Linked DNA regions of Mus musculus: regions 1 and 3 are each linked to region 2. The links are chromatin loops, found by intact Hi-C in ENCODE. Cell type or tissue: heart. All regions are shown on one strand.

Evidence for each region. A loop is a pair of places that touch in the nucleus more often than their neighbours do. Peaks named below come from ENCODE experiments on the same cell type or tissue, not always from the same donor. Only the 100,000 strongest peaks of a DNase experiment are listed, where the experiment ranks them.
Region 1: it touches region 2 in a loop (5-fold over the local background); 5 of 42 quality-filtered maps call a loop at or near these places.
Region 3: a loop joins it to region 2, with 7 times the contacts of the local background. A loop is called at or near these places in 5 of 42 quality-filtered maps.

The regions. Positions count from the first base shown.
Region 1 is chr10:20,504,316-20,512,315 of GRCm38, reverse strand. All of the region lies in intron 1 of Pde7b (phosphodiesterase 7B), which reads left to right. Among named protein-coding and RNA genes, the nearest start is that of Pde7b, 40 kb to the left of the region's middle. In heart, a CTCF peak has its summit at 7,316 (motif pointing right); DNase peaks (open chromatin) are centred at 2,305, 4,055, 4,415 and 6,725; H3K27ac peaks cover 601 bases.
Region 2 is chr10:20,405,275-20,413,274 of GRCm38, reverse strand. It overlaps Pde7b (phosphodiesterase 7B), which reads left to right. Exons shown (of 12, transcript NM_001347366.1): 9 at 135-279; 10 at 2,836-2,932; 11 at 6,067-6,147. Among named protein-coding and RNA genes, the nearest start is that of Mtfr2, 61 kb to the right of the region's middle. In heart, CTCF peaks have their summits at 4,672 and 7,662 (motif pointing left); DNase peaks (open chromatin) are centred at 3,904 and 4,744; H3K27ac peaks cover 1,675 bases.
Region 3 is chr10:20,483,833-20,491,832 of GRCm38, reverse strand. The region is part of intron 1 of Pde7b (phosphodiesterase 7B); the gene reads left to right. Among named protein-coding and RNA genes, the nearest start is that of Pde7b, 60 kb to the left of the region's middle. RefSeq lists an enhancer at 3,066-6,931. In heart, a CTCF peak has its summit at 868 (motif pointing left); DNase peaks (open chromatin) are centred at 1,322 and 4,772; H3K4me3 peaks cover 717 bases; H3K27ac peaks cover 1,826 bases.

The sequences.
Region 1 (8,000 bases), 99 kb before region 2:
AAGGGGAGCCATGCTCCTTCATCTTTCGCTCAGGCTCACCCGATCCACGCTGTGCTATATATCTGAGTGTTCAGATTTGCAGTGCTGATGCTTTACCACTTAAAAACCTCATCCCGTGGCTGGGAAATGACAGTGCTTGCTTTGTAAGTATAAGGACGTTGAGTTCAGGTCTTCAGCAGTTGCATAAACATCAGCGTGTAGTGGCACATGCTGGTAATCCCAAAATGGGGAGGCAGTCAGGAGAATCTTGGGGGATTCAGTGATAGCCAAGCTAGTCAGTTAAGGAGTTCATAAACAAACCAACAAGCCATCTAGTACAGGGCAAGGCGTAACTATATATTGCTATTCAAGGCCCCTGTTGTGCCTAGTTTTTGATACCAGTCTTCATTGCTCAGTTACATATCTTCTCTAATTGTGCTTCCTCTGTGAGCTGTGTCTCCCATTAGAATGACCTCTGAGCATGATTCTCTCTTTGAGAAGCATTACCAGGGAGACAAGACACATCCTTACGGGATGGGAAGCTACCTTGGGGAAGACATGGCTGCCCAGAGGCAAGGAAAACCGACTGTGGCACCAACTACAGTGGCTCTGTGTCTGGCATTCTGATCCTGTATTTTGCCTTTTGCATTTCAATTCCTGAATCTATGCAGTGGTAACACATTGGACATTACTGTTAAGAGGGCAGACAAATAAGGAAAGTTGAGAGTACCTGGTTGCTACTCAAGCCCAGGACAAGGAGCAATAAAAACTGAATGAACCAACAAGATCAAACGGAGACATCAATAAGAGGCACATTTGGAGGATTGAGAGGCGACAGGCAGAAACAAGTGAGTGAGGTTCACTTCTGGAAACCATTAAGTTCCGGGACACAGGAGAAGCCTGGACCAAGGCTTGGATCCTTAGAAATTCACAGAAACAGAAGGCAATAGGACAGAGAAGTGTTATAAAACAGTACTGGCCCATCTAGGTCTCCACTTCACACCTCCAAGCAGAAATGTTTGTTTTCGAAGGAGAGCAAACTAGAGAAATTCTGGACAAATGAATATGGAGATCAAGACAAATTAGATGCATCATTCTCATCTCATGGAGATGTGTAAAACGGGAGCACCTGAGTTCTATAGCCACCCAGGGAAGTGACATGAAGGTCTTTTTATTTGGTGAACCCTAGACCAAGTGCTCAAATCATTCCACATCCCCAGTAGGAGTGGGTGTGGAATAAACCACATGTGGGTATGTGCCCTGCTCTCCGGTACCCATTGTCAGGATCATCTAGAAGCTGTGTTCTCCCAAACACAGGATAGAAGAAAACAGAGAATGAAAAAATAGGGGAAAAGGTAAAAAAACAGAACTTCACATTGAAGGAAAGAAGAACAGGTGACCAGAATAGCCATGACAAACAGATTTAGGGCTTTACACAGTATGAACATGAGTAGACCAATTTTGTGCCTGTTGTGTTCCACAATATCAATGTGATTCTCTCTTTGAGATGTTATTTCAGACACACAGAAAAACAAGCAAGCAAAAGTGAAATTATGCTTAATGAGGAAGGAAAATACAAATATAGGAGGTGTAAGATGTTAAGACTATCATGAATTTAAGACTTCACTCAAAATTATAATGATCGGGTATTAGAAATTAGGGGAAGGTATACAGGAATGTCATGCTGAGTATAAATTCCTAGTCTTTAGGTATCATAATAGGAAAATGGCAATAACAATACACTACTTATAAACAAGAAAGCCAATACAACAATGAAATCTCAGTCAGTTGAAGTAATTCCCAATACGGTGTGTCTAGAAGCTGGAATAGTGCTGAGAAAGGGAACTAGTTTGAGTTATGTTAAGTCTTGCAATGTTAGCTAACTCGGTTACTTAGCTAAAAATTAAAATTACAAGGGCTGGAGAGATAGCTCAATAGTTAAGAGCACTGGCTGCTCTTCCAGAGGACCTTGTTTCAATTCCTAGCACCAGCATAAAATAGTATTTTAATTCCTACTAAAGCATTAGGTCTTCCCAAATGCAAGTGGATTTTGAAAATAATTGTGAGGTTGTGTGATAGTCCCGTGCCTTTGTCTGTTGAAAAAGGTTCTACCAATCTGGATTTTTATGACTTAGAAGTACAGGATATTTCATCCAATTGTTATCTGAAATGAATATGAATGTGACTGGAGCGTCAGTCTGGCACATAGGTTTCCATGATCGTTAAAACCCAATGGAGTCATCCATTGCTAATTCAAACCTGGCCAGGCTTCCGGATTCTAATCTCATCCCAGGGTGAAGCGAGGTTAGCCACTGGATGGAATGTTCAGTTCAGTTGAATGTGAGCTGATTCCAAGCTTCATGTGAGCTGCATGCTCTAGGGTGCCAGGTGATGAACTAAAGAAAGAGAGGGGGAGGAGGGAGGGAGGAAGGGAGGGAGGGAGAAAGAGAGAGAGAGAGAGAGAGAGAGAGAGAATGACATGAAGCTGACATACATCTTAACAGTGGCCTGTGATCATCTCCTGCAAAAATACTCAGCTGAGAGTTGTCAATCTGCTATCAAGAAGATATAACTTTTCACTGTATTTCCAAGGAGAGCTCACCAGAGAAAGAATCCGATATCAGGGAAGGCTGAATATGAGGAGGTCTGTGCCTCTTTTAGAAGACGTTTGGTGGATAACTGTATTCTTAGAATGCCTTTTCAATACCTAAGACCAGCCGTCGATCACAGCCCATCTGACTTAAGGAAAGTGAACAAGAATGCTTAGCTAACAACTTGGTGACCTGTTCTTACCCCTTTCCTCTCCTCATTAACTCCCTGACACAGTTCAATATCAAAGAAAACTTTGATATCTGAGCATCTCAGCTCCAGATATGTGGTGATACCACAAGACTGTCTTAGAATTCAAATGGCTATAAAAAAAATTATAAAGATCTTTAAAAAAAAGAAGAAGAAGAAGAGTTGGTGCATAAGGAATACAAATGAAAGGAAGAGAGGTATTGTGGTTTGTTTGTTTTGTTTTTAATTAGTGATATCTAAACACATTTATGTGTCAAAACCTTCCCGGACTTCAAATACAGTTCTTTGGGCAGTATAGATAATACAATAAAGATAGCAGAGTTTATGCCTAGAAGTTCAATATACATTTTAAGTAATAGTATCAAACTTTTACGTTTGTAAGCATTTGTTTATTTTAAATAAAAACATAAAGTACAAAATCCTTGGACCCAGAAAATTTCTCTTTTGCTAGTATCTTTTCAGACGTCTCTGAATGGATACACATAAAATTTTATGTAAACAGTTTGGGGTCAAACTGTTGTCTAACATGGATATTGAAAAACTCTTAAATAATTAGACAAGCTTTGATCAGGCTTGGAAATACTCTGACTTTTTGTCCTGGCTTTTAAGATGTTACTTTGTGCTCTCAGTATATCTGTTTTGCACGTTAACATTCTATCTCCAAACTGCACTGCTTGATACACTAGTCATTATCCAAGTGTTTATTTAAGTTACTGAAAATTGAACAAAATCAAGTTTTTCAGCTCCTGTATTACACTGGCCACATTGAGATGTAGCTCAGTAGTGTGGATGACAGGTATGGAGCTATACAGTACAGAGTCATAGCATCACTGTAGATATGTGTGGGACCGGGATGTATTAGAAACAGATGTTCCCCAGACACAGACCACTGAAAGGCTGAGGTTTCTTTTACCCACCAGGGTTTCCCAAGTATTTCAAATTTTGAGTCTTGCCAACATTACACAGGGTTAAATCTCAACTTTGTCAGCCAGAAGTCACAACCACTTGGACGAAGAGGCAAAAAGAAAGATGTCCTTCATTGCTGCAGGGATTTCTCAGGGAGCATGACTCCCAGATGCTCTGGTGACCAGAAAAGCTCTCTCCTTAACGCCATACTCCCTTGAGATATCACAGTCCTTGCTCACTGGGATTGAGTGTGAAGATTTAGTGGTCTGCTCCCACTAGACCGAGATGCATCACACATAAGCATGGGAAAATCACCCCAAATGTCAGAATATAAATAAAACAAGGCCAATTAGAGAGCAGCAGGGTCTGGGAACCGGATCTAACCAGCCACCCACCCACCTGCAGGTCCCCGGATTTTAACGCTCTGACAGTGGGGGTGGGGCAGGATGAGGATCTAAAGCTCCATGTGTTTAGCATGATGTTCTCAGGCAGAGCAAACAACCTTCCCTCTGCTTGGGTCCCTGGAGAGCAGAACACAAAATCAATTTCCAGACTTTTTCCATTAATTTGAGAAGATAAACTTTCAAATTTTTGGACTTTATATTCAGTCTGAATAAGCCCCTGACGTTCTATGCTCTCCAAGGTCACACAAGTCTCCCCTCCCCCACCCCCAAGTCTCTGGAGGTTAAAAGTTTGGCAATGAGAACAAACATTCCCAGAGAAGATTTCTTATCCTTCCTTCTTCCACTTAAGATTTCATGTCCCCCTCCACCCCCAAACGGCCTTCCAGGCTTTCGTTCCACACGCCTTCCTCCAGTCCCAGAGAAAGCACATGTTGAGCAGAAGGAATTAGCAGAACAAAGAGAGATCTTCGGTTTCTATGGGTTTCTATGGGTTTCTATGGGTTTCTATGGGTTTTCCAAACGGTTTGGCTCGATTTGAAGTCTGCAGAAGATGTGAACTCACCTCTCACTTTTCTCTTCTTACAAAGCCTCCTATGGTCTGTGGGTACCTGTTTGTCATGGTGAGTTATCCAACTGCCATGCTAAGGAACAGCCTTGGGAGGGACTAGGGCCTTTATTTTTAATGTGTTCATGTCTTTGCTTAATAAACATGTGTTCAGCAGCTGGTATGTGCTAGGGGAAGAGCTAAGTTCCATGTTTACAAACAATAATAAGAAATGGCTCCTGTTAGCCAGGCACAGTGTACAGACCTGTGCACTTGGCTGAGGCAGGCATTAGGGCCAGATGGGGTACATAGTGCAACCCTGTCTTAAGAAAAGAAGGAAGTGGGGGGAAGGAGAAGACAGAAAGAGAGGGGAGGTGAGAGGACCAGCGTGGAGAGAGAGTCCTGTCTTTAATGAGTTCTAGTTGAAAAGAGAAGTAACATGTGGTAAGTGCCAGGACGGAGCCCTGCCCAGAGGAGGAGCATCCTCTGCAAAATGGACAATGGGCTTGTGGTCCAAGATGGCTCCCTCCAGAAGAAGGCATTTGGTCTGAGTTTAAAAAGTAGCTTAAGTTTATCTCACTGTGAGGTCAGGTGGAACCTCTCAGCACAGGGACAAAGAGGGGGAAATGTGTGTGGCATACTTACTTCTCATTACAAAAAGTTGCTTCTCAGATCAGCATTCTGTTCTCTGGGCTTCAGCAAAGTGACAGACAGTAAGGCGACAAGAGTTTGACAGGGTCAGATGGAAGAGTGTGTCACTTTCAGGGAGGCTGTCGTGGCTTAGCTGCCTGGGATGGGCAATGGGAAGAATGTGAAGGGAGAGGGAGAGAAAAACGATGCCTAGAGCACAGCTAAAGTTGCAGTCAAGGACAGTAGGAAGTACAGTCTTCAAGATGATGACTCATGATTGGAAGGATTTCAAAAACAATTGGGTAATTAAAACATTAAATAATCAAATACTCATTTGAGATTCATTTTGAGGGAGAATACTTATTAGTAGACTCTCTACCCCCACCTAAAGTATGCACCAATATTCTTAAGGAACGAAAAGAAGTGGCTTTTCTACGTGTGGCACAGTTAATCCTCATTACAAAAAGAAAAAGAAAAAAAAAATCACCTCTCAGGTCAGTGCACTGTTCTCTGGATTTCAGTGATCCTCCCGAAAGAACCAACAAGCGGGGCTGGTGAGATGGCTCAGCAGTTAAGAGCGCCGACTGCTCTTCCACAAAGGTCCTGAGTTCAAATCACAGCAACCACGTGGTGGCTCACAGCCATCTGTAACCAAATCTGATACCCTCTTCTGGAGTGCCTGAAGACAGCTACAGTGTACTTACATATAATAAATAAATATTTTTTAAAAGAAAAAAAAGAACCAACACGCAAAGGAATCTAACATGTCAGGGCTTCATTTGCTACATAGAAGATTTTTTAATTTTTGTCATGACAAGACCCTTCCATCCACTTAAACACCTGTCTACCGAGGTTTGCGCTGCTGAGCATCAGACATAGAACAGACAGAAAGCAAGGCAGGCAGGCGCCTGTGCTTAGGCTGAGGCAGTTCTGAGTTCAAGGCCTGCCCAGGACACATAAGACTTGATCTCAACAACCAAAATAATATCAGGAAGAAGGAGAGGAAGGGTAGGAGTCAAATTCTCAGCCTATTTGTGCATTTTTATGAATGTATATTTTTTAGTGTTTATTGGTGGCGTGCTAGTTATTGCCCTCCTTGGTCACAGCAGCAGCTCTCAATCTGTAGCATAAATAGGAATTGTTTGGACGGCCTGGCACAGAGTCTATGATTCATGGTCTATCAGAGAAGAAGGGCCATTGAATTTGCAACTCTAGTCTCTTGTGCTGCCAGCGAAGCTAGCCTGAGAACTACACTCTCTGAGAGAGAGGAACTGTGAAGCAATGTCAGGCTCTTTCCTGTGGTCTTACAGTATCCACAGCACGGAATTGACGTCAGTGGGAATTACGCAGCCCTCAAAGGTGTCATGCGGAGGCCTTAAGTGTTTATGTACTCCTGCCCCTCCCCACGCAGCTCCTGCCTCCTGTTTTTCAGTTGCATTCCCCAATGGGCACTGCTGTTGCTGTTTCCTCTTAAGTTGCTGCAGTTACGGCTCCTTATGAGGTCAAACGGTCCCCGCTGGAGAGCTTTGCCAGCTGGGAGCAAACGTTCCTCTATCTGAACTTCTGCTGTTCTCCCTGCATTTAAAGCATGAATAAACTAATCTCCTGACCATCTGGAAAGGGAGGCAAGAACTGCCGAGTATTAGCGACTCTGAAGAGGCTGTGGTGGTCAGCATAAGGCCAGTCATGCACTTAGCCTGTACCACAATAAAGATAAATGGGTAAGAAATTGCCTTGTAGTAGCATTGGGAATCTAATGGTTCAGAAATTGCTATGCTTGTAAAAAAAAATTTTTTTTTTCTGTCAGTGGGTTTAAATCATGGTTCTTGTGTAGGCAAAGTCTTTTTTTTTTTCTTTTTTTTCAAAATAATACTCAGTTTTTCCTGGCTTTTGTCTTCAGGCATACACTGTTTTCGTTTTACATATGAGAAATTCAAGCTTGAAATTCTTGAGTAATTAGAGTATCAAATGAAGAAAGTAACAGTAGTGGAAAGAAGGGACAAATGTAGAGAATATTGTCAAACAAATAATAAAAGACTAGGTTTCTCCAGCAGGGGGCTTGCGAGACAAGAAGAGATTATTGGGAAAAACAAAAACAAGTTTTATACCATTGGATCTGTTTGCCTGCTTTCTTGCTTGCTTGCTTTAATCAAGAGACTGGTGACATCAGTTCCCAACATATGGAGATTATAAAATGATTTCGTTCATGTAAAAAAAGAAAACTGAGTTATACTTTGCATGTCCTGGTGACAATGGGTTGGCCTGTTTTATTGTTTTATTTCAAAACAATAAAAGTGTTTTTGAAATATTTGCAAATCCATGACTGGCATTTTGGTGAAAATGTTGACTTAGATGACAGTGTTTGGAGACCCTTACTAATTATTGCTAAAAATCGATAATGGAGGCCTTCTCAATAGTGACCTTACTAAGACAGTGTCCATGAGAGGTCAGCAGGTTGAGTAAAGAAATCTAATATTCCTTCCAAAAGAACAAACAGGTTCTCCCAGCTTCATTGTTCTGCCCAGTGTAAGCACTGTTCCTAGAACACAGCATGAGGCTAGGACCCTGCAGAGACTCCCAAAGTGCCCAAGTGTGAACCCATGCCTGTGTGTCTGCATACACATACCTGAAGAGAAAATCTGACACCACTGCATGGTCTTGAGGTTGAACTAGTGGTGTTTTGGGGCCTCAGGAAAGCATAATGGAGCAGTCTGCTGTGGCATGTTAGCTGCCGTTGA
Region 2 (8,000 bases):
TGAGGGACTGGGGTACTGTGTGATAAACACATTAAAGGCTAAAGAGTCAAGCCACGGGGTGGTGCAAGAATCGATCACTCTGAGTGGGCTTTGCTGTGTGAGTGTGACTCTCTCTTTTGTTCTTGGGGATGCAGACAGGATATCGAACAGCAGCTGGGCTCCCTCATCTTGGCCACGGATATCAACAGACAGAATGAGTTTCTGACCCGCTTAAAAGCTCACCTCCACAATAAAGATTTGAGACTGGAGAATGTACAGGACAGACACTTTATGCTTCAGGTAAGCAACAAAAGCCACCTAGCCTGGCCAAGTGAAAACACTTAGGGATGCAATCAATGATTTTAGCACGTTTGAGGAGCTGCAAGCCATGGTAAAGAGTCGTGACCTACTTTGTTAAAAACTCTGAAAGACATGCAGCTGTTAAGTGCTTTCCAAACAAGCAAAAACAAGGTTTCAGAAAGTGGAAAATCTCTCGGTTCTCCTTGTTTGGCAACTGCCTCATCACAGAGTAACCTCAATGGAAGGTTGCATGTACCAGTAAGCATACAACCCTTTGTCTTAGTTACTATTCTATCCCTGTGAAGAAAACGTTTAATTGGAGACTTGCTTACTGTTTCAGGGGGTAAGTCCATGACAGTTGTAGCAGAGAGCCTGGCAATGTGCACAGGCATGGTACTGGAGCAGCAGCTGAGAGCTTACATGTTGAGACAGTAACATGGCAGAGAGAGGAGGAGAGGGGGAGAGGGGAAGAGAGAACTGTGAATGATGTGGGTTTCTGAAACTCAAAGCCTGCCCCCACTAACGCACCTTCTCCAACAAGGCCACACCTCCTAATCCTTGCCAAACAGTTCCACCACTGGAAACCAAGCATTCATGTATATGGTCATATGGGGATCTACACCCCTGTATAGGTACTACTTTACAAAAAAAAAACCACACTGCTAGGAATCACACCCTGGAGGGATGGCCTTCACCAGGAATGACACAACGAGTCTAACCCTTTCTGCTTTACCCCATGGCAAGAAGCCACTTATGATGCAAAAAGAGGGATGTAGTCAACCTAAGAACAAAAATTTGGCCCAGTGTCCAAGTGAGAGCCTTCTTCATGTTTTCTCTCATCATCCTGGTCCCTTTGGCACAGATGACTGCATGCCCAGGGATGGACCCGGAACTTATCTAGACAGACCAACGTTAACCAGATTCTGAACCATAGTCATTTTGTTCCAGGCCTTTACATTGTAGCTACCCAAAGAGCTCAATCATGCAGGAACTACTCAACTTGCAGGTGTAGAACTATACTCATCCCCTTCTTTCTAAACCAGGATTCTAAATACTTAAAGCTTAGTACCTAAGTGCTTAAAGCTTAGTACCTGAATGCTCAAGGATGAGCCAGATGTTGACTTAAATGGCTCAGAGCAACTTGTAACTGAAATATTTAACCCTGCATTTCAAAAGAAACCCTTGCTAACTCAAAGGAATCTTTAAAAAATCCCCAAAAGGACTTCTGCCCCTTACCTAGCCAACACATGTGCTGGTGCCCCTTCTAACCAAAGAGTAAACAAGTAGATTTATATGCTAGTGCCATCTAAGGCTCTCCTAGACCCCAACACTCCTGGCTACTCTGTGGTCTAAAGAAGTATGTCAGAGCAATAAACACTGCTAGTGGGCAGGTCTCCAGGCTGCCGTGTCTTAGTAGTTGTTGGTCAAAAAGGAGAACCTTCTTATATGGGAATTCAAGAGAACTCTCCGAGAATCATCACTACTAACAAAACCAAACAGACACCCCAGATCCAGAGCAATATCTAGCAACCCAAGACGGAAACACAAGATTGCCAGGTTTAATATGACTTAGTAGTATCTTGGCTGGCAGTCTAAGCATGTTTATACTACACAGACATGTACATGCAAACACACTTTAAGACATACACAGAGAGTGTCAACATGAGAGTATCTTCCATCTGAGACTGAACTGACAACCAGGGAGGCTGCATGGATCTAACCTAGGTCCTCTGTAGATTCGTTATAGTTGTATAGCTTGGTGTTTTTATGGGACTCCTAACAGAGGGAGTGGGGGGCTGTCTCTGACAGTTTTGCCTGCTTTGGGGACCCTTTTCCTCCTACTGGGTTGCCTAGTCCAGCCTTAATATAAGGGAGGTGCCTAGTCTTATTGAAATTTGATATGCCATGTTTGGTTGATATCTCTGGAAGGCCTGCCCTTTTCTGAAAGGAAATGGAAGAGGAGTGGATGTGGATGTGGAAGGGAGAGGTGGGGGAGATGGAGGTGGCAGGGGGAGGGAGGGAGGGAGGGAGGGAGGGAGGGAGGGAGGGAGGGAGGGAGGGGAAACTACCACCAGGATTTAATGTATGAATAGTTTAATAAATTATTATTGTTTTATTATAATTATATAAAATTAATATAATTTAATAAATAGAATAATTTTAAAATTCAATGGAAAAAATAAGAACAGTGACTTTCAGTGATCATATTTGAGTCTGGCCAGATCCCTGCAACAACCTGTCTCAGAGGGATAGAATAACATAAGGAGCCAGACCAGGGCTTTCATTGGCTTGCCCACCTGAGTCCTCTCCAGTGCCCTCGAATGGTGACTGTTCTCTTCTCATTGTTATAACGTGGGGGGTTCTGAATGAAGGGCTTTGTGCAGTTGTGAATAACAGTTGTCTCCTGAAGAAGCATGTCCGGGAAGTCCTCTGTAAACATGGGCTTGGTACCTGAGACAGACTGACGGACCTTGCAGCACCTTTGGCTTGGGTACATTTGCAAATGAAAGAACATTCTCTCTGACCGCCCTGTCTCTGTGCCCTGTCCATTCTCAGATCGCCTTGAAGTGTGCTGACATTTGCAATCCTTGTCGTATCTGGGAGATGAGCAAGCAGTGGAGTGAAAGGGTCTGTGAGGAATTCTACAGACAAGGTTGGTAGAACCCACAGCCAAGGCTTCCTCTCCCTGCCTCCTTTTGGACAGTTCTCCCAATAAAACAGGAGCGGCTAACATCAATCCTTTCATCTACTCTAATTATCCTAGCCTTCTCCTTTAAGTTTCTTGTGACTCATCCAACCCTTTCATGGGGAAGAAAGATTTAAATAAATATAATAAATATCACAGACTTATTATGGAAACAGGTAATAACAACACAACACAATGAATCAAAGCAAGATGCACATACACATACAGACACAGACAGCCATATATGTGTGTATATGTATATATATTCACATATTTGCAGAGACACATACAAACAGCCGTGTGTGTGTGTGTGTGTGTGTGTGTGTGTGTGTGTGTGTGTGTGTCCTGTGACTGTAACAGTATGGCAGACAAGTTTGATTTTTGCCCTGACCTTCATTTGAATGAGCTGAGCACAGCCTGAAGGCTAAGCATTGTTTTTAAGTCAATGTCTTCCATTCTGAGAGAATAATTCAGAGCCTTTTGTATGCCTTTTTCTCTGGTTCTTAAAACTTCCAATGATACAGGTCAAAGTTAGCCAAGAACTAACAAGAGTTTACAAGAGTTAGACCATTTGAATTCAGTTTCAACAATAACACATGTGGGTTTTACTGTGGAATGCTGAATGGCCCTAAGGTAGACCATAATTTTTTTTCAAAGGTTACCTTCCTTCATAAGGAAGGCAATAAATCGGCAAGCAGAATCTTGATGCTGGGTGGGAAGTAGGCCTTTACACACAGGCTTGATTCTTCAGGCTGGGTTTCAACATTCACAATGTTTGCTCGGGCACCAGCAGGGCCCTCGTGCTAGTGACAGCATCAGGTTTAAGAGTCTGGGAACAAATAAAGCTCGAAGTGTCCCACATACCAGCTCTGTGAGGAGGTCAGACAGCAACAGTGAGCCTTTTGGAAAAATGTCCACTGAAAGATGTGTCAGTGACATCTCGGTGGTTCCAATGACAGACGACAGAGTAGGGCTGGGTTCACACAAGGCCAGAGACTCTGCTCACTGTCACAGTCTGGGAGTAAAAGCGCTCACGTGACGTCTGTGCCTCTGGAATTTCATGTGCAGTCAACATGAGTCATGAGAAGTTAGAATCGCAGTTCTCGTTGGCCAAGACATAAAGTCTCCACTGAGAACAAAAGTAAGCATGGTGAAGTTGGCGCAGAGAGGGTTTAAAGTTAGGCTGAGTGCTTGCTTCCCGGTGTGATACATAAACTATTGAAATAGCAGCAGGAGAGAAGGCTAGGACTACAGTATTGAAGATCAAGATTCTCCTCTGGCCCACTTGCCTCTGATCCCATCATGGGCTATGATTGCTGTCCATTGTGGTTTAAAGCTTTGATCTGCCCATCGGACACTTAATTCAGACTCTAGGCGACTTGGGGACAGTGGTTGCACCACTTGGGCAGACACAGAGTTCAGGAATCAAAGTTACTAACTACAAGGAATCGATGGCATCGGGCAATCAGGTTACTATGTTTCTTTGCAAAAACCTGCCCTAATGAGATGCAGCACAGTTACGTAGAAAGACCGGGAATGTTTGCCACCACGGTCACTAGGGAAGAGCTTTCACCTACACTGCAGATCTCCCAGCAGACCAAGGAACCAAGGAACTGACTTGTTCCCTTTCAGTTAAGGGCCCTGCAGTCCAGACATCCCGTCTGCTTTGAGAAGAACAGACTCTGCTCATCGGAACTATCTTTTTCCCCTAGTGGATGTCTTTTAACTCTATAGGAATGACTCCTGTCATCTTGATGAGCCCCATCTGGCTTTTGCTTGTGGATCTGGACTCAAATGCCAGCTCATCTCCCCAGCAGCCAGGCTTCTTTCAACAGTTCTTAGTTGTCGCTGCTGCTGCTGCTGCTGCTGCTGCTGCTGTGAGACAAGGCCTTGATATTTAGGAGAGGCTGGTCTCAAACTTACACTCCTGCCTCAGATCCTAGGATGTGAGGGCCACTATGCCCAGTTAGGACAAACATGACAGATATCATGCATCACATTAAACAAACAAAAAATATCCTTTAAGTTGAGGTTTCAGGTACAGGGTTGGGTGGAGAAAAATGGCAGCTTATGAATTAGGAAAACTGTGAGGTCAGGTATTCCTCCCCTCCAGTCCTCAACGCTTTAAAAAGGTTCTTTGTAAATATGGGTTGATATGTCCACAAGTAACCTAGTTTTCCAGAAGTTTTTATTAAACATCCACTCTATCTTTGTCTAATCCTCAGTAAAATGTATTTTTATATGAATAACTCTGCATGGTATGTTACAGTTGCCATCAAGAAATATGGCTGGTACCATTGTAAGACCCCAAATGCTAATCTGCAACATTCCCAGAGGAGAGACTGTTGAGTTTTCCTCTCTGTACTTTCTACATTGGTTAGTAGAATTCTTGAAGACAAGTGTTTCATACTTGTCTGGTGAGTAAGAGAAAGAATAAAGAACACCTCACAGAAAGACAGGTAATGGGACAGGCCTGTAATGGAGGGCTCATTGCTCTCCAAACTATGGTATCTCTGAGGCTCATGTGGCTTAGCTAAATTTTAATTAATTATAATGTAAAAAGAAATTAAAATTTTAGTTCCTAGTGTGTTGGACATGCTTCAGAGAGTCCCCAGAATAGAGTGTGTAGAAAACTTTTCTATCACTGAAAATGGCAATGGTACCTGCCACCAAGACTGACAACCCATGCTCAATCCCCAGATTTGACATGTTAAAAATAGTCTCCTCCTACTGATTGTCCCCTACCTACACACACACACACACACACACACACACACACACACACACACAAGAGAGAGAGAGAGAGAGAGAGAAAGAGAGAGAGAGAGAGAGAGAGAGAATAAATAGATGCAATTTTTAAAAGTTTGTCCCACTGTCAAGCATACCTACTCAAAGGAGCCACTGTTAGGGATTGTTGATGCCCTGTGGGTTTGTCTTTAGGCAGCTCTGTAAGCCAGTGGTCCTAAGGGGTTCATGAATATTCCAAGGGAAGCAACAGTAACCCCCAGAACGATTTCCTCCAACTGGATCATTAAAGTTTTTGATACACATTCTATGAACTCTTAAATTGCTATGTGTTTCTTGTTCTTCTTTCTTCTTAGGTGACCTTGAACAGAAGTTTGAACTGGAAATCAGTCCTCTTTGTAATCAACAGAAAGATTCAATCCCTAGCATACAAATTGGTGAGTTGAAATCTGGGTTTTGTTTTGTTTTGTTTTTTTAATAATCAGCTGAGCATCCTCTACAAAGAGTCTCAAAATAATAATAATAACGATAACAACAACACACAGCCTTCCAGAGATCTAAATGGCTGGGGCCAAACAAACACTTTAATCATGACCAACCTTTTAGAAAATTTTCATTTGAAAAATCAAAACAATTAAGGAATGGAGTTTGTTATAGATCTTTAACTAACTTAACACTAAGTTCCAGTGTCAACATTGTGATTTTAGAATAGAGTGAAAATCAAGAAAGATTTGGTAGTGCACCCTATAATCCAAGTACTTGGGGTGATGAGCTGCTAAGATCGTATATCCAAAGCCAGCATACACTTATGTAGCAAACTCAAAGCCAGATCGAGCTGCCTAATAAGATCCAGTATTGAAAGCCAAGAACTCAGAAGGTGGCTTAGAAGTACAGCACTTGCCTGCAGTATGCAAGGCCCTATATCCATCCCTAGAGCTACAAAAAGAACAGAATCCATGTGCTGGAGCCATGACTTGGTCAGTAAGTGTTTGCCAGGAAAACTCCAGGTTCAGGGAGAGACCTTGTCTTGAAGTACAAGGAGGACTGGGTGAGGAGATGGCTGCCAGTAACGTGCCTGCCTCACAACACACAAACATGAAGATCTTTGTGTCTAAGAAGTCAGGCCCAGAAGCCAGCACTGGGGAGTTCCAGAGGCAGCAGAATCCCTGACAGACATTCCCTGACCTGCTGTCCTAGCTGAATTAGTGACAAACCCTGTCTGTCAAAATGGTGACTGGGTAAATGGCTCAGTAGTGAAGAGCATGTAACTGCTCCTGCAGAGGACCAGAGTTTGGTTGTTAACACCCATGGCCTGTGTCTCACAACTGCCTCTGTGGGCACACACACCCACATGCCCATACCCACACACAGGTACACATACATATATAAAAATTAAAAGGAACTATTTTTTAAAAAAATAATTTTTAAAATAGGTAGAGTGTAATCTTGGGAAATCATCCAGTGTATCTCTGGCTTCCACACACACATGTGCACTCACACAGCCATACATGCACATGTATGCACATACAAACAACATACATGTACATATGCATGCACATACATATTCACACATGCATACACACACCAAACAGTAAACAATAGTGGTAAAGAGAGACTCAACTGAGAAAGACACCCATTATTGGCTTCTGGCTTCCCACTGCATGCACACATATGTGCATACCCACATACACATATTCAACCGCATGCACACACAGAAACATACCACACATACAAAAAAATAAACTCTAAGTCAAACTGAATTAGACATTCACAGCCTCTTCAGAGCTCAGAGGGTGGAAATCCAAATGAATCAGGCTTTAAGACCCTTCCCATGTGAGCTAAGTGCTTTAGCATCCTTCAGGGTGTGTCCTTAACCTTTATTCACAACAGTTAAATCCATGGCCTAGTCCCTAGGCCTGAAATCCTAGAGCCCTGCTGTCCCCTTGTGGCCAGATGACAGTGTTTCTCCACTCTCTACTTCAAACCACATTTCTGTCCTGAGCTCATGAAACCACACTCCCTTTCAAGTGTCAACCATGGCAAGCAGCCCAAGTGCGGTCTCATTGCATCCACAATAATTTTTGCTTTATCTAATCACATTACACATAAGGTCTTCATGCAAATCAAGTGGGCAAACTTTTACTTGCTTCACTTTAGTGAAGGAAATATTTTTGCTCTCCATCTTAAGACATGAATTCCGTCTACATATAAAGCTAGCCTTTCTTCTCCTGCAAGCACTTCTGTTAAAACCAAGCACAGCTAGGCCTCTTTTCCTCGATGAACTCCATCC
Region 3 (8,000 bases), 79 kb before region 2:
ACCATCTGTACTTGGTCCCACAGACTCACATGGAGAAAGAAAAACAAAGCCCCAAAGTTGTTGTCTGACCTCCCCGGTCATGCTGTCACTCACTCACACACACACACACACACACACACACACACACACACACACACACACTCACTCACATACACGTACAATACATGGATACACATACACATAGAGATAAAAATTCTTAATGTAAAAAGCCAACAATAAAAATTCAAAAGAAGAGGCCATGAGTTTGAAAAGGAGTGAAGAAGGATTCCATGGGAGGAGTGAGGGAAAAGGGAGAGAAGAGGGAAATGGTGTCATTAAGTTTTAATTTTTTAAAATTTAAAATAGTAACCCACTGGAGATCTGCATATCGCCCCTTGAGTATAGTCCTCCCAGTTCTCCAGTTTGATATGATGGCCACAGGAGCAAATCCAACCATTTTCCTACCTGCTCCTTTAGTTTAAATACATATTTTTAAAATAGCAAACAAAGTAACAGGTTTCATTATGACATTTTCATAAATAATTTCTACCTATTTTAAAATCATGTGTGCGTGCATGTGTGTCTGCACATACTCAGAGGACAGCCTCAGTTGTGAGCTCTTGCCCTCCTTGTCTGAGGCAGGCTCTTGTTCTCCTCTGTGTACACCAGGCTAGCTAGCCTAGGAGCTCTGGGAACTCTGTCAGTGTCTCACTTCTCACAGTAAGCACACTGGGACCAGACACATACACTATGCAGACCCACTCTGCATGGGTTCTCAGAATCTGAACTCGAGTCCCCCCACTCACCTCCCACCAAGCCATTTCCAGTCTGCCACCTATCATCTTGCCACATTGTCTCCTATGACAGAAGTTTACTCTCTGCCCCCTCCTGGTGGCTTCCTCCTACTTACTCATCCCTTGTGCTATAAGACAGTAATTGCTACTGAGTTACCTAAAGCTGCATTCTTGGCCCTCTTCCCCTCCTCCCCTTCCCCCTTCCCCTCCTCCCCCCTCCCTCTCCTCCTTCCCCTCCTCCCCTCCCCTCCTACTCCTCCTTCCCTCTGTGAACAACTTCATGTAGGCCTGTAACTTTATCTTTTTGCATTTACTTAAAATTATTTTATGATTTTTTAATTATGCTGTTGACTCTGTGGGTTTTTCCCAAATATCTTGCTTTAATTTTTCCATGGCTCTCTTTGATTTATGAAGTTATACCTCCGTCTGAAACAGTCTCTCTGAACCCACACTACTGCACATTTTCCTCTGAAGTCGCAGTAGTGTGTCCAGAGCAGCCAAAGTCGAGTGAGTGAAATGAGGTCCCTAGAGCATTGCCTTTTTCTGTGATAACACAGTCATCCACTGTGCAAGCCAAAACTTAAGAGTCATCTTCAATATTTCCCTCTCCCTTCGACCTACCGAGCCGTTCCTCATAGCATTGTGTCTGTTTCTCTACTGACATCTCTAACTGGCCTCGGGCTCTCTACCGTCTTCTCTCACCTGGCCTACTGCAGCTCCCCTCCAGAAAAGGGAAGTCCTTATATATGTCTTAACATGGAATTAATTAGCTTTTGTTGCACTAGCCAAAGTTGCAGTGCTGGGTTTCTGAATAGGACGCACTGTCCTCTTAAGGAGGTTAAGCGCCCTAGCTCCATAGCCTAAGGCTACCTGGGGACTCCTTACCACTACACCCATTCAGCACAGTTATCAGCTAGCATCAACACCACTTACATCAAGTGAGATTTATAAAATGAAGGACAAGAACTAACTGCTTTTTGGCAATTCTCTTTTTCTGTGATTGGCACAACCATTTAATTATGCAGTATAGAGATATTGATGCATATATATATATATGTATATATGTATGTATATATGTGTGTATATATGTATGTATATATGTGTGTATATATGTATGAGAGAGAGGCATTATCCTGGAGCCTGCTCTCTCTAATTCGCTTACTTGTTTCCTCATTATCCTCTTTCTTGGCCTCTTTTGTCTCTCTCCTCCTCTATGTCTTCTCTGGTAGGTTTTTGGGTTTTTTGGGTTTTTGGGTTTTTTGGTTTGGTTTTGTTTTGTTTTGTTTTTTCCAGGAAGCTACCATGATCATTTCTGAAAGTGACACTTCTGATTTCAGTTGTTTACCTGTATTCACAGAAATCTTGCTTATCTGAGTAAGGTTCAAATAATACTTCCACCCATTGTCTCCCTTTTAAATGCAATATTTCTGCTTAACCTAAACATTAACTATCAACAATGCCATGTGACTTTTCTCTTTTAATTCAGATGGAAAATGGTGGAGAACTGTTTTAAACTGGAGTATTTGTGACATGTACTTTTATACAGTTTCATAAAGTTTCACAATGCCACTGAGAGAGGAACCTGGCCCAAATAGTCTGGGAAAATCGTGAGACTCTCTCTGATTGACACTGTATCTGCTCCTTGGCCTGATTCTCTTCCCAGCTGTCAATAATCTGAGAGCCAAGAAGCTAACTTACATAGCTGTGTCTCCACTTTCCCTCCTACTTTCAAACATTCGGTTTAATGTTTAATATTTAATGATCACTTGTGGAAATGAACCAAATTAGACTAGAATCCCCTCCAAGTCTGGTTAAGAACTGGCTGTCTGATACTCAACCCTTAAAAGCAGTACTTAGCTGCAGATTGCAAGATAATGTAACCCACACTGTTTGGAGCTCAGGGCTCTTGAGCCAAGGGCTGGGACACACAAGCCGTAGACTTCTGCTACTGCCATCTCACTTCACCTAACCAGGTATGTCCAGCAAAGAGGGAAGCAATACAGACAGGGAGATCAGGCCCAGATTGTTGCTCTGTATAGCATTCTGGGTAATTGAGAGTAGCGCACCAAGCTCTTAGGACTGCCTGGTGTAATACGACTCAGTCACTTACCAGCTCCTGGGGAGGTTGTTGTGGGAACCTCAGACTCAGATGTGTCAAGTCATCCAGACAGCTATTGGTAGCAGAAGGGAGCACCTCAGAATATAAGAATAGTGACCCCCTCCCCCCAAAACTAACTTTTTGGGTACAAAGCACTATGCTGAGCCCTTTGTATAGAGATTTCTATATAAAGTAGCAGGCTTAGCTTTGGAGAGATACTGGAGGTGAAGGCATTGTCCAGGAAATAGTGTGCCACTTACAACGCTGCCAAGGGAGTTTTCTTACTTAGTGCAGATCCAGGTGGCTTGGTCCCTGAGACACCACCTCAGGCTGTTCTCAGTCCTCACAAGAGCTCTTTCTCAGCTCCTTGGAACCCTGCTAAGGCAATCCTGCTACTACCTTTGCAATAGACTGTTTTAATTAGGCTCCTGTATTCTCAGGGATTGGAACTTTTTTTTCCTCTGAAACACTACCAAGTTGAAAAGTGAGGACAGCTCCTGTTGCTGCTAGTCTGGGTAAGAGCCTGCCTTACCTGTTCTAGAGACTAGCATTCAAGTCCCAAAATACACTTTTGTCACCAGGCATTTAATAACCCTAAGCTAAGGTTGCAGAGTGTATTGTTTAGTAACGTTTAGTAACATTGTTCTTTCTTTTATGCATGCAAAGAAATTATTTTTGCTTCTGTCAAAAGCTTGCTTTCTGGACAACTGTCAGTTTCTTTTTGCTACGTAAATGATTTCCAACAATGACCCAGAAATGCATAGTTTCTGAAACAAACCAATCAAAAAGCTGGACCGTTCTACTTAGCCCATCTGATAGACAGTCCTCTGTGGTTAGACAGAGCCTGCCGCAATTGAAATCCTCGGAGGAAACACCGAGTCTAGTCAGCTGCACTGGGTCTCACATGTAAGACAACACTCCTCAGACAATAATCTCTGACTGAGTTAAGTACACAGGCTGTTTACAGTATCTCATAAGTCCACAGATGTTTCAATTGTACAACTGTTAAGCTAGCTAAGAAGTCATTATTTTTCTCCCAACATAATATATTTTATGGATTACTTGGGAATTTCATACAATGTACCCCAATCATACTCAGTTCCCATTACTCCCCAGTCCACCCTTCCACTCTTGTGTCCTCACCCCCCCAAAAAAAATTTTTTTAAAGTATACCAGGTATAATTTGTGTTGCCCATATATTTATCCGAGCATGGCCAAACCCTTGTTAACCAAGACCTTTAGCAAACAAGCCTGCATTGGAGCCCAGTGTATCATGATGAGAGCCCATGTCTGAGGTGTGCAGACCTGGTTCTCTGTCTTCATGACTGGCAACAGGGCACAAGGAAGCTCAAGAAAATGGCTTTCTACCAGAGTATCATTTTGTCCACCATGTTTTGGTTGCTGCAAAGTTTCTCTCTTTCCTTCTTTCTTTCTTTCTTTCTTTCTTTCTTTCTTTCTCTCTCTCTCTCTCTCTCTCTCTCTCTCTCTCTCTCTCTTTCTTTCTCCCTCACTTTCTCTCTCTCTCTCTCTCTCTCTTTCTTTCTTTCTTTCTTTCTTTCTTTTATGCCATTGCTATCTTCTTCAGATTATTATTGATACCCCTGCCATGAGATCCCACCCCATGGTTCCTGAAACTTGTATATAGCAAGATCATCACCACCATCTTTCTTCTCCTCAGACGCAGCAGGAACACTGTTGCTCGCTCCCTTTTTCAGGCCCTCTGCTCACCCCAAAATGACCTTGGAAGCACTTGATGGGGCAGGAGTCTGGTTCTTGTCATATGGCCCATGTTTCAGCCACTGTAAGCTGTCACCACTGTCAGAGTCTCCACCCTTCTCTGCCAGTTACATAAGAGGCCACATCAACGTCCTTCCCCTAGCACAGCTTTTATTAAACAGACACCACAAGAGAGGCCAAGTGGGCAAGAGGTCCATCCGGAGCTACGTCCCCTGTGGGGCTGGGGACTGTCTCTGGGTCTTGGCTCCCGAAACGAATGACTCAGCTCAGCCTCGGCCTGCGTCTGCAGCCTTCAGGACCAAGGACGACATGTTGTGCTTTCAGCTCCGAAGGAGCAAAAGAGCAGCAGTCCTTTCAAAAATAAGAATTCCCTTGCTGTTTGCTTCCTTTTGGAACACAATAAGAACAGACCGAGGACACGGCTCGGCTGTCAACGCTTCCTCCCGGCTTCCACCGCACCTTTCCTTTGCCAGGAAAAAAAAAAAGCTGCTGATGTTAAACAAGGGTTTAATGAATAGTCAAAATAATTGTTTAGCTTGGATATAAAACCCTAGGTAAGCAGACGGTTGCCCAGACCAGGGGCCAGCAAGAACAGCTCTGAAAGGACTACAAGGACGTCACTTGTTCTGTCCTAAGGCCAGAAGCCCTGTGGCCTCAGCTCTCCTGAGGACAGCCTTACACAGTTATTTCTCTTCTCACCAGCGTTATCAGTCAACATCAGAGGGGCTCGTGGAATAATGAAAGATTACTTCATATATACATATACATATACATGTGTATATATGGAGCTATCAAGAGGTTTAAGAGCCATTATCTTCTCAGAGTACAGCTGGAGCTTCACTAACATAAGCCCTGAAGCTGGATCTCCTGGGTATGTGGTCAACCTGGGCCATTGCTCCAGTTGATGCTGTCTATTCTGTTCTGTTTTTCTTTCTCATAAATTACATCCTGACTGTAGTTCCCCATCCCCTCCTCTTCTCCCAGTCCCTTTCTTCCTGACTTCCCCTCTCCCAGAGATCCACCCCGCCTCCATTTCTTAAGTAGGCCTCCCAGGGATATCAACAAACATAGCAGAAAAGGTTACAATAAGATTCTCCCGCACAAACCCTTAGATCAAGGCTGAGTAAGACAACCCAGTAAAAGGAAAAGGATCCCAAAGGGCACAAGAGTCAGAGGCCCTGCTCACACTGTCAGAGGTCCCATAAGAACACCAAGCTACATACCATAGCACATCTGCAGAGGACTTAGGTCAGACCCATGCAGGCTCCCCAATTGTCGGATCAGTCTATGAACCCCTCTGGGTCCTAGTTAGTTGATTCTGTGGCCTGTGTTCCTGTGGTGTCCTTGACCCCTCTAGCTCCTACAATCCTTCCTCCCCACTTCCCTGAGCTCTTGGAGTCTATAGTTGTTTTGTTTTGTTTTGTTTTTTAAATTTAGGTGTCTTCACTAGCAACTTGTTTGCTGTTGACCCTTTTCCCCTAAGTTGAGGGGTTCATCATGAAAATTCTGCTCAACTGAGAACTCAAATAAGTTAGTTATAAACCCCATCAATTCTAGTGAATAATGTTTGGCTGGGCTCTTTGCATCTGCTCCTCTCAGTTGCTGGGTGAAGCCTCTGGTGATGACTATCTAGGCTCCCATCTACAAGTGTAGCAGAACATCAATAGAAGGCATTTCAGTTCATTCAGTTCATTACCTTTTTCCCCTGTCAGGTTTGGTTCTATCCCAGGTCTCTGGGCTACCCAGCCGCTGATTCCTGGCCCTCCAGACAGTGACAGGCATAGGCTACTTCTCACAGAATGGGTCTCAAGTTGGACCAGTCATGGACTGGTCACTCCCACAAGTTCTGTACCACCTTTACCCCAGCCCATCTTGAAGTCAGGACAAATTGTAGGTGGAAGGCTTTGTGGCTGGGTTGGTGTCCCAGTATCTCCACTGGAAGCCATGCCTGGTCACAGAAAGTGGCTACTTCAGGCTCCATATCTCCTATTACTTGGAGTCTATAGTTGTTTTGTTTTGATTTTTAAATTTAGGTGTCTTCACTAGCAACTTGTTTGCTGTTGACCCTTTTCCCCTAAGTTGAGGGGTTCATCATGAAAATTCTGCTCAACTGAGAACTCAAATAAGTTAGTTATAAACCCCATCAATTCTAGTGAATAATATTTCTAGTAATAGTTTTCCATCCCAGATTTGAAAGGAACAGGTACTGCGTTGCTACAGAACAGGAGTCAGTATCTTATTCCTATAGCCATTTACTGAAATGCTCTTTGAAAAAACATCTATTTGACTGAATCCTGGATTTCTCAGGGTGATAGATTCAGCAATATTCAGTCTGCAGGAATTATAACAGCCATGCATCTGATTTATTGTCATGTAGGAATCAGAGCATACAAGAGCTAGTCCTCAACAGTTTGTACAGTTCTCAGTGCAGACAATATGAGAAAGAGATCAAGAACATGGACTTGGAGCAGCTCTGAGTTTAAGCACAAGTTCTTAATAACCTGTTTAAGTTTGGGCACATCAAATTTCCATTGGCTTTCATTTCCTCTGCCACAAAATGTTCTATTGACAATAATAATAAATAATACCTACTTCAAGTTGTTAAATTGATAATGACAATGTAATGATAATGCGTATAAATTCTCAACCTAGTCCAAGTAGCCAATCAATGTTTGTGAATAATAATAATAATAGTAAAAAATTATTAATAATATAGTTAGTGCCAGGCAGTGATGGCACACGCCTTTAATCCCAGCACTTGGAAGACAGAGGCAGGTGGATTTCTAAGTTCAAGGCCAGCCTGGTCTACAAAGTGAGTTCCAGGACAGCCAGGGCTATACAGAGAAACCCTTTCTCAAAAAACCAAAAAAAAAAAAAAAAAAAGAAAGAAAGAAAGAAAGAAAGAAAGATATAATATAGTTGGTGAATAGTTATAATAACAATAGTAATAATAATAGTGAATAAAATAGTTAGTGGAAATGTAATTTTCACATATCACAGCATCCTCAAAATAAAACTTGTAAAGGGGGCAAACTTGCCGTAACTGTTTAAGTTAAATGTTATAAAGATGGACTTCAAAGCCATTATAGACGTACCTAATGGTTTTCATTTTGACAAAGTACTGGTCCTGTTAGTAAGGGAACCTAGTGGTGTGCTGTTTCTCTCTGCCTCTTCTGCTACGTTGTGCTCTCTCCGGTTTCCTTAAATCTAAAGTCTCCCATGCAAGGTGCCCCTGTGCTTCTCATTCTTCGATGGGCAGCAGAAATGAAGCCTGTCCAAGGTTTTAAAACCAATGTCAATATCACGCTGATATTTTCTGAGAGAACGATAGGTACCCTCATACCTACAAATTCAAAATCAATTCTTTGACTACTGAAAGAAGATACTAAGAG